2 separate regions of the Homo sapiens genome follow, and region 2 is linked to region 1. A link is a loop called in an ENCODE intact Hi-C map of the cell type or tissue named here. Cell type or tissue: CD4-positive, alpha-beta T cell. All regions are shown on one strand.

Region 1 (5,000 bases):
CTAATAGGTAAACCCAGTCTCTGCTTCATATACTATTTTTAAATTATTTGTAATGTAGATGTCATTGATGTAGTAGACTGCATGCCTTCATGTCAGTTTCTCTGGGAAAGCTATTTCCATGTATGGCAGATGAAACAGAGGTAACTGGTCAAATGGTTGTAAAGGAAAATTTGAAGTTTTAATTTTATTTAAACAAAGAACACTTAAGCGTCCTATAAAATAGCCAGATTCTTAAATCACAAACAAATCCCTTAAAAATATCAGGAACCGGCCAGGCACGTTGGCTTACGCCTGTAATCCCAGCACTTCGGGAGGCCAAGGCGGGTGGATCACAAGGTCAGGAGATTGAGACCATCCTGGCTAACATGGTGAAACCCCGTCTCTACTAAAAATACAAAAAATTAGCCAGGCGTGGTGGCGGGCACCTGTAGTCCCAGCTACTCAGGAGGCTGAGGCAGGAGAATGGCGTGAACCTGGGAGGTGGAGCTTGCAGTGAGCCGAGATCATGCCACTGCACTCCAGCCTGGGTGACAGAGCGAGACTCCATCTCAAAAAAAAAAAAAATTAAAAACAAAATAATCAGGAACCTATTTTAGACTTCATAGAAAATGGTAGAATGGACCTAATGTGGATGATGGTCAACAGAGTCTTTAGATGCTAACGTGCCCCTCCCTCTGCAGCTTCTCCACATCTCACACTATACTCCATAGCAGAGGCTTTGAAAATACTTTCAGTCAGGTGCAATGGCTCACACCTGTAACCCTAGCACTTTGGGAGGCTGACGCAGGGGGATCACCTGACGTCAGGAGTTCAAGACCACCCTGGCCAACATGGGGAAACCCTGTCTCTACTAAAAATACAAAAATTAGCTGGCCATGGTGGTACATGCCTGTAATCTCAGCTACTTGGGAGGCTGAGGCAGGAGAATCACTGGAACCCAGGAGGCAGAGGTTGCAGTGAGCTGAGATCGTGCCACTGCACTCCAGCCTGGGCAACAGAGTAAGACTCTGTTTAAAAAAAAAAAAAAAAAGAAGGAAGGAAGGAAGGAAGGAAGAAAGAAGGAAAGAAAGAAAAAATATTTTATCAAATAAGATGCCCTAGGTATCACCAGAATTCCCATGGTCTATTCCAAGAGGTATTACTTTTATACATCCTATTATGAATGGGGTAAAAGTTGTTTTCTTTTGCCTTAATATATTCTAAAAAAAAAAAATTGGTTTGCTACCATTGGATTCAAAAGGAAAATACTGATCAAATCTTCAACAGCAAACGAAAAAATAAACTGTAAAAAAAAGTGGTTTAACAAGAAAGAGACAATGCGTAGTTTATATTGTCTTGGAGAAAGTTTCCATCAAGGAAAAGTCTACAGCAATGCATTTACCAACCAAGAGGTTATGCTAGCAACACAGCTGTCAGAAATTTCCTTCCCAGAAACAAAGATAATACAGATGGGGCAGAGACCAGAACACTCGTAAGACTTTCTCATTCTTATGTCTGTATGTTCCAACCCTTCTCTCGGTCGCTCCACTTCCCCTGTCCCCACCTCTTAAGATAATTAAGTTGTGTGGTTTTCTCTGCCCAATGACTTTGAGTGGAAGTGTTTTTGAGCTGAAGCAATGAAAAGCCCATGAGAGATCCTCCAGTCCCTCCTCCCCAGCTCCTGAAAGATCCGGCCTTAGGTTCTAGGTACTGAGATCCTACAAGTCTGTGCAGAGGAGAGTCCCGGTACCGACTCACAATGAATATGAACAGCAAGGGAGAAGTGGACCTCTGTAGTGTTAAGCCACTGAGATCTGCAGATTAATGTGTTGCTACAGCATAGAACTTTGCTGATCACAACTAACACAACAAAAGTATAAAGATACTAAATACCTAAAGTAGCATTAACCAAATGGGAGAGCATAGTAGCCACATCAGAGTCTTCAGAAGATAAAGAGATGAGAGGTACAAAGGGGTTCTGTTTATACTTAAACACAGAAGAGAAAAACAGACGAAGGGAGAGGTTGATGGGACAGGAAGCACGAGATACAGTCTTTCAACCCAAACCACTGAGATGAGGCCATCAGAGGACACAGCTAAGACAGCCACATCCCCAAGCTCCCTTCCCCTGATAACATGAGTCCAAGGAGCAGGGAGATAAGATTCCAAATTATTCCTTCTGACATCCCATCTCTGCACATCATCCCAAAAGCACTAAATAAAACATCTTCAGGGCTATCAGCATCATCTTAGACACAACCCCTTGTTAATTTATGGAGTTGCTCCAGAGATTAAAAGTATAGAACAATTACTAATACAGATGAAAGTCTTACTAAAAGAGGAAAGAAGTAAATAATATATCCAAGAGCAGAATCAGTGAATGTACTAGCAGGCATGTGCTTTATTCATCCCTACTGGGATCCCTGCAGGGCCAGAACCCATAAATCTCATTACTATCAGCTTCACTCGCACTCGCAGACAAGTCCAAAATTGTTTTTCCTGTTGCTATTTTAAAGTCCATCTTAACTAATTTATAAAATTTTGTAATCTAGTTATTGTCAGTGTACACAATCTTCCAAATACCTTTTTCCTACAGTCATCCTGAGACCCTCTTAACAAAATATTTGAAAATGGAGTTGAGTCTAATGGAATATTTTAGCTTAATAAAATCTCTCTCAAGCAGCAACAAATGCTTGCCTACTGATCCGCTTTATCTCTTCTGACAGGATGAATAGACATTACAGCTGTACGATTCTAAAAAATAATAAATCCTTTTACAGATATAGATAAATATCCTGGATAAGTAAATAAAGGAAAGGGGGCAACAGTTGGGTTTGGTACCTCCCTGAGTCACATATCAATATTATCTCCAGGGGCCAGGTGCGATGGCTCACGCCTGTAATCCCAGCACTTTGGGAGGCAGAGGCAGGGGGATCACCTGAGGTCAGGAGCTCGAGACCAACCTAGCCGAGATGGCGAAACCCCATCTCTACTAAAACTACAAAAAATTAACTGGGTGTGGTGGCGGGCACCTGTAATCCCAGCTAGTTGGGAGGCTAAGGCAGGAGAATCTCTTGAATGCAGGAAGTGGAGGTTGCAGTGAGCCGAGATCGTGCCACTGTACTCCAGCCTGGGAAACAAGAGTGAAACTCTGTTTAAAAAAAAAAAAAAAAAAATCCAGGAAAATAGTTTATCTTCCCAGTTGTTTCCATCTGTTATTAGTACCCAACAGACCAGCAGAGGGAATGGGTTGAGTAAGACCAGCTCAGTGAGGACTAGGTATTGAATGGATGAAAATAAAAGGAAGAACAAAGAAAACCCAATTTTATCAGTTTCTTTCTAAAGAGAGAGAACACGATTCACACCATTTTCATCCCGGCTGGTTGAAAAAAGATCGACATTTCGATCAAAGACAATGTATGGAAAAATAGAACTATCCAGATAAATGACGGGGTGTGTTTGACTGAACAATCCTTGGTAACTCTCCAGGGAATTACTGCTCAGATGGCTGCAGAGGTATTTCCTTTACTCTGCCCATTACGATGAAGCTCCAACCTCCACAGGCCATCAGAGCAGCTCCTGTCTTGAAACCTTGTCCTACCTATGGCAGTAGGGACCTCCTGCTTAAAATTCTCTCTTCTCTTGGCTTTCCTAACACCACAGCTCCTGGTTTTGTTCCTGCCTCTCTGGGCAAACCCTGCCCTCTCTTGTTCATTCCCATCTCCGTAGATGACTAAACTATACTGATTCCATCAGCCCTCTCATCTTTTCTCTCTGTGCCTTCTTCCAGGCACTCAAATCCTTGCCATTCATTCAACTTAACTTGTAAGCAGATGACTCTCCAGTCCTGGCTGCCTCTCTCAGCTCCAGCACCTAAATCCAGCTGCCTTCCCGGCATCACCCTCTGCCCCAGTCCCTGTACCATACACTTGGAGACCTCTAAGGCACTTCTCATTCAGCAAGTTTAAAACCACATGGTCTTCCCCGAAACCTGGTCTTCCTCTAGCATGCTACGTAATAGTGAATGGCACCACAGTCCTCTGACCTTTGATACCCTCCTCTCCCTTCTACCTCCAAATCATGTCCAGCTGATCTCTCCTCCTAAAAAGGATCCTGGATTTGCAAACGTTTGTCCTCCACCACATCTCTGGTTTCTGGAACCAAGTCTCTCACCAGAATGAGGAAAGACCTCCCAACAGGCTGCCCCATCCATTCTTGCCCACTTCTAGTTAGTTCTTCACATAACAGTAGGCATGATCCTCCTACACAAGGAGACACTAATCAGGCCACCTCCTTGCTTAAAGCCCTTTGAAAGACTGCCATGGTTCTTGGGCTAAAGCACTGAATTTTTAACACGGATTAAATGGACTAAGACCTGCAAGGTGGCTCCTGCCTACCTCTCCAGCCTCTTCTCACCATAATAATCCTCATTCAAAACACTCCAGCAAATGAGATCTGCCTTCAGTTTTCGTTTGTTTGTTTTGAGACGGAGTCCGGCTCTGTCACCCAGGCTAGAGTGCAGTGGCACCATCTCAGCTCATTGCAACCTCCGCCTCCCAGATTCAAAAGATTCTCCTGCCTCATCCTGCCAAGTAGCTGGGATTACAGGCACGTGCCACCATGCCTGGCTAATTTTCGTATTTTTAGTAGAGACAGGGTTTCCCCATGTTGGCCAGGCTGGTCTCAAACTCCTGACCTCAAGTGATCTGCCCATTTCAGCCTCCCAAAGTGCTGGGATTACAGGCATGAGCCACCGCACCCAGCCTCTGCCTTCAGTTTCTAGAACACACAATGTTCCCCTTTTAGGGCCTTTGCAGTTGCTGGCTGCTTTACCTAGAAGGGTTTTCCTTTCATTTTCAATCAGTTAACTCCTTTCCTCCTTTAGAGTTCATTCAAATATTATTTCCAGCTGGGTATGGTGGCTCATGCCTGTAATCCCAACACTTTGGGAGGCCAAGGTAGGAGGATCATAGCTTGAGGCCAGGAGTTCAAGACCGGCCAGGAGTTCAAGACCGACCTGG
Region 2 (5,000 bases), 69 kb before region 1:
AAAAAAAAAAAAATTTCTTGGCCTCTTTTTCACTTTTCTCTCTTTCCTTCTAAGTTTCCTGAAGGAGTACTCCATAGTCACTCTACTGCCATTATAAACATTTACCTGAAATTAGTTTCCCACAACCACCAAGCTCCTAAAACCGCCTGGACAAAGGTCCTAAGGATCTTCACACGGCCTGGTATCTCCACGCTGCCAAACTTATTCAGTCTTTGTATCTTGACACTGCCAAGTGACTCCATCTTTACATTCTAAGACCTCTTTTGCTACATCTGAAGTTCCTGACCACTCACTCATTCTGGAACCTTTCTACTTTCCCCAGCCCCTGAGACACGACTCCCTCTTGGTCCACCCCGATTCTCATTCTCCAGCTCCTTGGTGGGCTGCTCCTTTTCTTTGTGCCCCTCCAACATAGGGGATGGATCTGCTTTCATAGTTTTAACTACTGCATACATCTAATAAGAACCAAGAGTGTGTCTCTATCTGAATCTGTCAAATTTGACTCACAAACCCAAGGTGAACTGGACATCACCATTTGTGTCTTCTACAGACACATCAAACCCAAAATGTCCAAAAGGGAATTGATCCTGTCCACCCTCAGTGTCTATTCTTATATTCCTAATTTCAGATCACGGAACCACTGCCAGAAATCTGTGGGTTATCTTCAATGTTCCCTCTGTCTCACCACTCATACACTTAACCGGCATATGGCTGCTAATTTTTTTAAGTATTTGGCAGGTTTTCTCCCTTCTCCTCATTCTTACTACCACTGCCCTAGTTCATTCCTTATCTCACTTGAACTTTCACAAAAACCTCTTACCTAATCTCTCTGCCTCCACCTCCACATTGCCCTCAGAGTGGTCTGCAGAGAGCACAAAGCCGTCCACATCACTGAATGCGTCATGAGCTTTCCATCAATGATTGCATAAAAACCACGTTCTCTGACATACATCCAGCCAACTTCTTTGGCCTCACCTTCTGCCTATCATCTCCCTGAATGTCATGTCCACTTGGCATCATGTCACCTATGGTTTCCTATACAGGCTTTCCAATTGCTCAAAGTGGGTCCAGCCGCAGGCACTCCACTCACACCTCCCAGGTTAGCAGGTGAACTCCTACCATCTTCCAAATTCAGCTCTGGCTTTACCTGCAAGAAGCCTTCTTTATCCCACGTCACAAGCTGACCTGGTTTAGTGCTTCCTTTCCTCATCCCTCACCTGCGCTCCTATGGCAACCCATGGCCACCTTCCTTTGCCACTTCATTTGCCCGTTCCTACAAAACGTGGCTACTTCTCATCAGTCCCTTGAGGGCGGGAACTGTGTTCTGGTTATCTTCATGTTCTCAACTGCCACACAGTAGGACTCATTATTAACTGAACTGAGAACATTTGTACTAAATTATAAGCAAAAAGAAACACCCCAAATACTTAAAGAAGAACAATGCCTGGAATAGTTTTGTACAACCAGTATTCTGAGATAGGTATCAATATGGACATATATGGTATACTCATCCTCCCCTGGGGAGTAAAGCAGCAAACATAGATAAATCACTCATCACAATATTCGTTTATAACCATGAAGAAAAGCTTGACATAATAAACTATAGATAGTCTTCATGCCCATTAGGATGGCTACTGTTTCTAAAAGGTGTTGGCAATGATGCAGAGAAATTGGAACCTTTGTGCACTGTTGCTTAGACTGTAAAATGGTTGTAACCACAATGGAAAATTGTACAGAAGCCCCTCAAAAAATTAAATAGAACCATCATGTAATCCAGCAATCTCAATTCTGGCTATCTATCCTAAAGAATTGAAAGCAGGGTCTCAGAAATATTTGTACACCCGTGTTCATAGCCACACTACTCAAGAGTAGCCAAGAGGTGGAAGCAACGAAGAGTTGTTGTTTGATAGGCAGACAGTTTCAGTTTTGCAAGACGAAAAGTTCTGGAGGTCTGTTTCAAAAGGTGACTATAGTTAACCCAGGCATGGTTGCTCATACCTGTAATCCCAGCACTTGGGGAGGCCAAGGCGGGGGGATCACTTGAGGTCAGGAGTTTGAGACCAGCCTGGCCAACATGGCAAAACCGCATCTCTACTAAAAATGCAAAAATTAGCTGAGCGTGGTGGCACGCACCTGTAGTCCCAGCTACTCAGGTGGCTAAGGCACGAGAATTGCCTGAACCCATGAGGTGGAGGTTGCAGTGAGCCGAGACTGTGCCACTGCACTCCAGCCTGGGCGACAGAGCTAGACTCCATCTCAAACAACAACAAAAAAAGGTGAATATACTTAACACTACTACCAAACCGTATGTGTACAAGTGGTTAAAACTGTAATTTTATTCATTGACAGATTAAAAAAATAGAATGATGTTGAAGATCCCTAACACAAAAATCTGAAATCTGAAATGCTCCAAAATTCGAAACTTTTTAAGTACCAACATGATGCTCAAGGAAATGCTCATTAGAGCATTTCAGATTTCTGGATTAGGGATGCTCAACCTGGAAGAATTATGCAAATATTCCAAAATCTAAAAAAATCCCCAATCTGAACCATTTCTGATCCCAAGCATTTCAGATAAGGGATATTCAATGTACATATCCATATATATAATGTTATATTATTCAGCCCTGAAAAGGAAAGGAAGCCTGTCACATGCTACAATGTGGGTGAGCCTGGAGGATAGTACGCTAAGTGAAACAAGCGAATCACAAAAAGACAAATACTGTATGAGTCCATTTATGAGTTAGTTAAAGCAGTCAAATTCATAGAAACAAAGTAGAATAGTAACTGCCAAAGCCTAGGAGGAAGAGGAAACCAAGAGCTGTTGTTTGATAGGCAAACAGTTTCAGTTTTGCAAGATGAAAAAGTTCTGGAGGTCTGTTTCAAAAGGTGAATCTACTTAACACTACCAAACTGTAGGCTTGCAAGTGGTTAAGATTGTAATTTTTATGTTAGGCGTCTTTTACCACAGTTTTTTGTATAGATTAAAAACTGCAGATTGAAATTTTGAAAAACTTAAAAGGAATACCCAAATTTTCATTTACTGCTTTAAAACAAATGCTGTCAGCCAGGTAATCCCAGCACTCTGAGAAGCCAATGTGGGCGGATCACTTGAGCTCAGGAGTTCAAGACCAGACAATGGGGCGAAATCCCATCTTCTACAAAAAAATACAAAAATTAGCCGGGCATGGTGTCCCACTACTTGGAAGGCTGAGATGGGAGGATCAACTGAGCCCAGGAGGTTGAGGGTACAGCGAGCCGCGATCGCACCACTGTACTCCAGCCCGGAAGACAGAGCAAGGCCCTGTCTCAAAAAAAAAAAAAAAAGAAAAGAAAAGAAAAGAAAATGCTGTCTACCACATGGTGCATCAATATCCACAGCATCATTCCTCTGTGCTTTCTACAGCCAAACTGCCCATATATTTCTTCTCTAAATTGGATCTTAATCTACATGAGAAAATGCAGAACCAGTAAATACAAAAATCGAGCATTAAATAAAATTAAGTATCTCAAACGAGAAGTTCGATTTTTAAAGTAAACATCATCACTCTGTCTGCCCAGTGCACTAAAATCTCTGGAAGCTTTTAGCAGCAGCAGGATCCTAATTGCATAACCTTGTTTCCAATGAGTGAGAAATTATGCTATAATTTTACTTATCAAAAGAACATATGAGTAGCGCGACGCCACCCACCTCCCCATCATCCATCTGCCTTTCTCGTTCATTAATTACATATGCTTCCGACTCTTCCTTTCTGATTACCCTGAACACTAACACTCTCCAAATGGGGACTGTTCCCTCTCTGTCTTGCTTCCAAATTGTCTGATTAAACCACACTCCTCACAGCTTCTAATCCTACAGTTACCCAGGGAGCTTTCCTTCCCCAATCTTACTCTCTCCACACCAAAATGCCTTCCTCACTCCAACTATCACTTAGTTCTTTGCCACTTAACTTTTTCAGCTAATCTTCCAAATTAGCCCATCACCAACTTTGATTTTTCTCCTAAGATGTTTAAAGCCATCATGAGCCACTATTCACTTCAAAAGTGTGGTTGGGTTTTGAGTCTATTATTGTATGACCACCACCTTGTTTCTTCAGTTTCCCTCTAGGGGTATAAATCGTGTCTGCATGTGGCAGATAGAATCTGTGGGCTGGAATCTTCATGGTTTTAAGCGTTACTCTGATTTTAGTCTGTTTCATTTCCTTCCAGGTCTCAGAGATATTGAGCTTGGACTTCGACCATGGGTTCTGGAGTCCATTCAATTCCCAGCCTTGGCCATTCCTGGCTGTGTAATTTCAAGGAAATTACCTAAACACTCTGAGTTTTGATTCTATCGTCAATAAAATGAAGGAAATGCTAGCATTTGCCATGTACATTGACATAGGGATTAATCATGGAAATAAAGAGTTGAGGTCCATGTCCTGGTACAGAGACTCAAAAAATCCTCAGTGATGGTAGATGCCAGCTCCCTTGGGGAAGGAAATATGATGGCTCTACTTCTTTGGAGTTTAGACGATGTCACAGAGCCTTATCCTGAGGAGCTCCCTGACTCTGCAGAGGCCATGAACAATGTCACAAACAGAGTTGGACGACAGTGGTGCCATCAGGATGCAGGCATCAGCACTGTATCCTGAATAATGGTACCATTAAGAGTAACTCCCCTTGAATGGCTCACACCCCCCATGACACATTACAGACTACACATCTTGATGTTACCACAAATCTCTAGAGGCCCTTGATGTATTCAAGTCTTCTGTGTAATAAGTCACAAAACTAGTGCTGAACTTAGCTGAGTTGGAAAAAAAAAGAAAAAGGGCAACGACAAACCACCTGTGACCCAGGCACCCAGCATCTCTCAGTAAGACATTTGCCCTTAAGTCAAAGGCAAGAACTCCAAAAGACAAGCTAAAAAAGAAAAACAGAAAACGTTTTTAAAGATATATCTTTTCTTCCTTAAAGTCCTGCATCAAAATGACACATCCACCATCTAACAAATTAAT

Evidence for each region. Hi-C counts contacts between places; a loop is a spot of excess contacts. Peaks named below come from ENCODE experiments on the same cell type or tissue, not always from the same donor. Only the 100,000 strongest peaks of a DNase experiment are listed, where the experiment ranks them.
Region 2: it touches region 1 in a loop (2.7-fold over the local background); 8 of 110 quality-filtered maps call a loop at or near these places.

What each region holds. Positions count from the first base shown.
Region 1 is chr17:66,328,260-66,333,259 of GRCh38, reverse strand. All of the region lies in intron 2 of PRKCA (protein kinase C alpha), which reads right to left. Among named protein-coding and RNA genes, the nearest start is that of PRKCA, 28 kb to the right of the region's middle. In CD4-positive, alpha-beta T cell, no CTCF peak of the experiment used is centred here; a DNase peak (open chromatin) is centred at 1,949; H3K4me3 peaks cover 1,417 bases; H3K27ac peaks cover 2,344 bases.
Region 2 is chr17:66,397,428-66,402,427 of GRCh38, reverse strand. All of the region lies in intron 2 of PRKCA (protein kinase C alpha), which reads right to left. PRKCA-AS1 (PRKCA antisense RNA 1) reads left to right here. Exons shown (of 4, transcript NR_110822.1): 4 at 4,210-4,359. Among named protein-coding and RNA genes, the nearest start is that of PRKCA-AS1, 17 kb to the left of the region's middle. In CD4-positive, alpha-beta T cell, no CTCF peak of the experiment used is centred here; a DNase peak (open chromatin) is centred at 2,817; H3K4me3 peaks cover 1,005 bases; H3K27ac peaks cover 3,173 bases.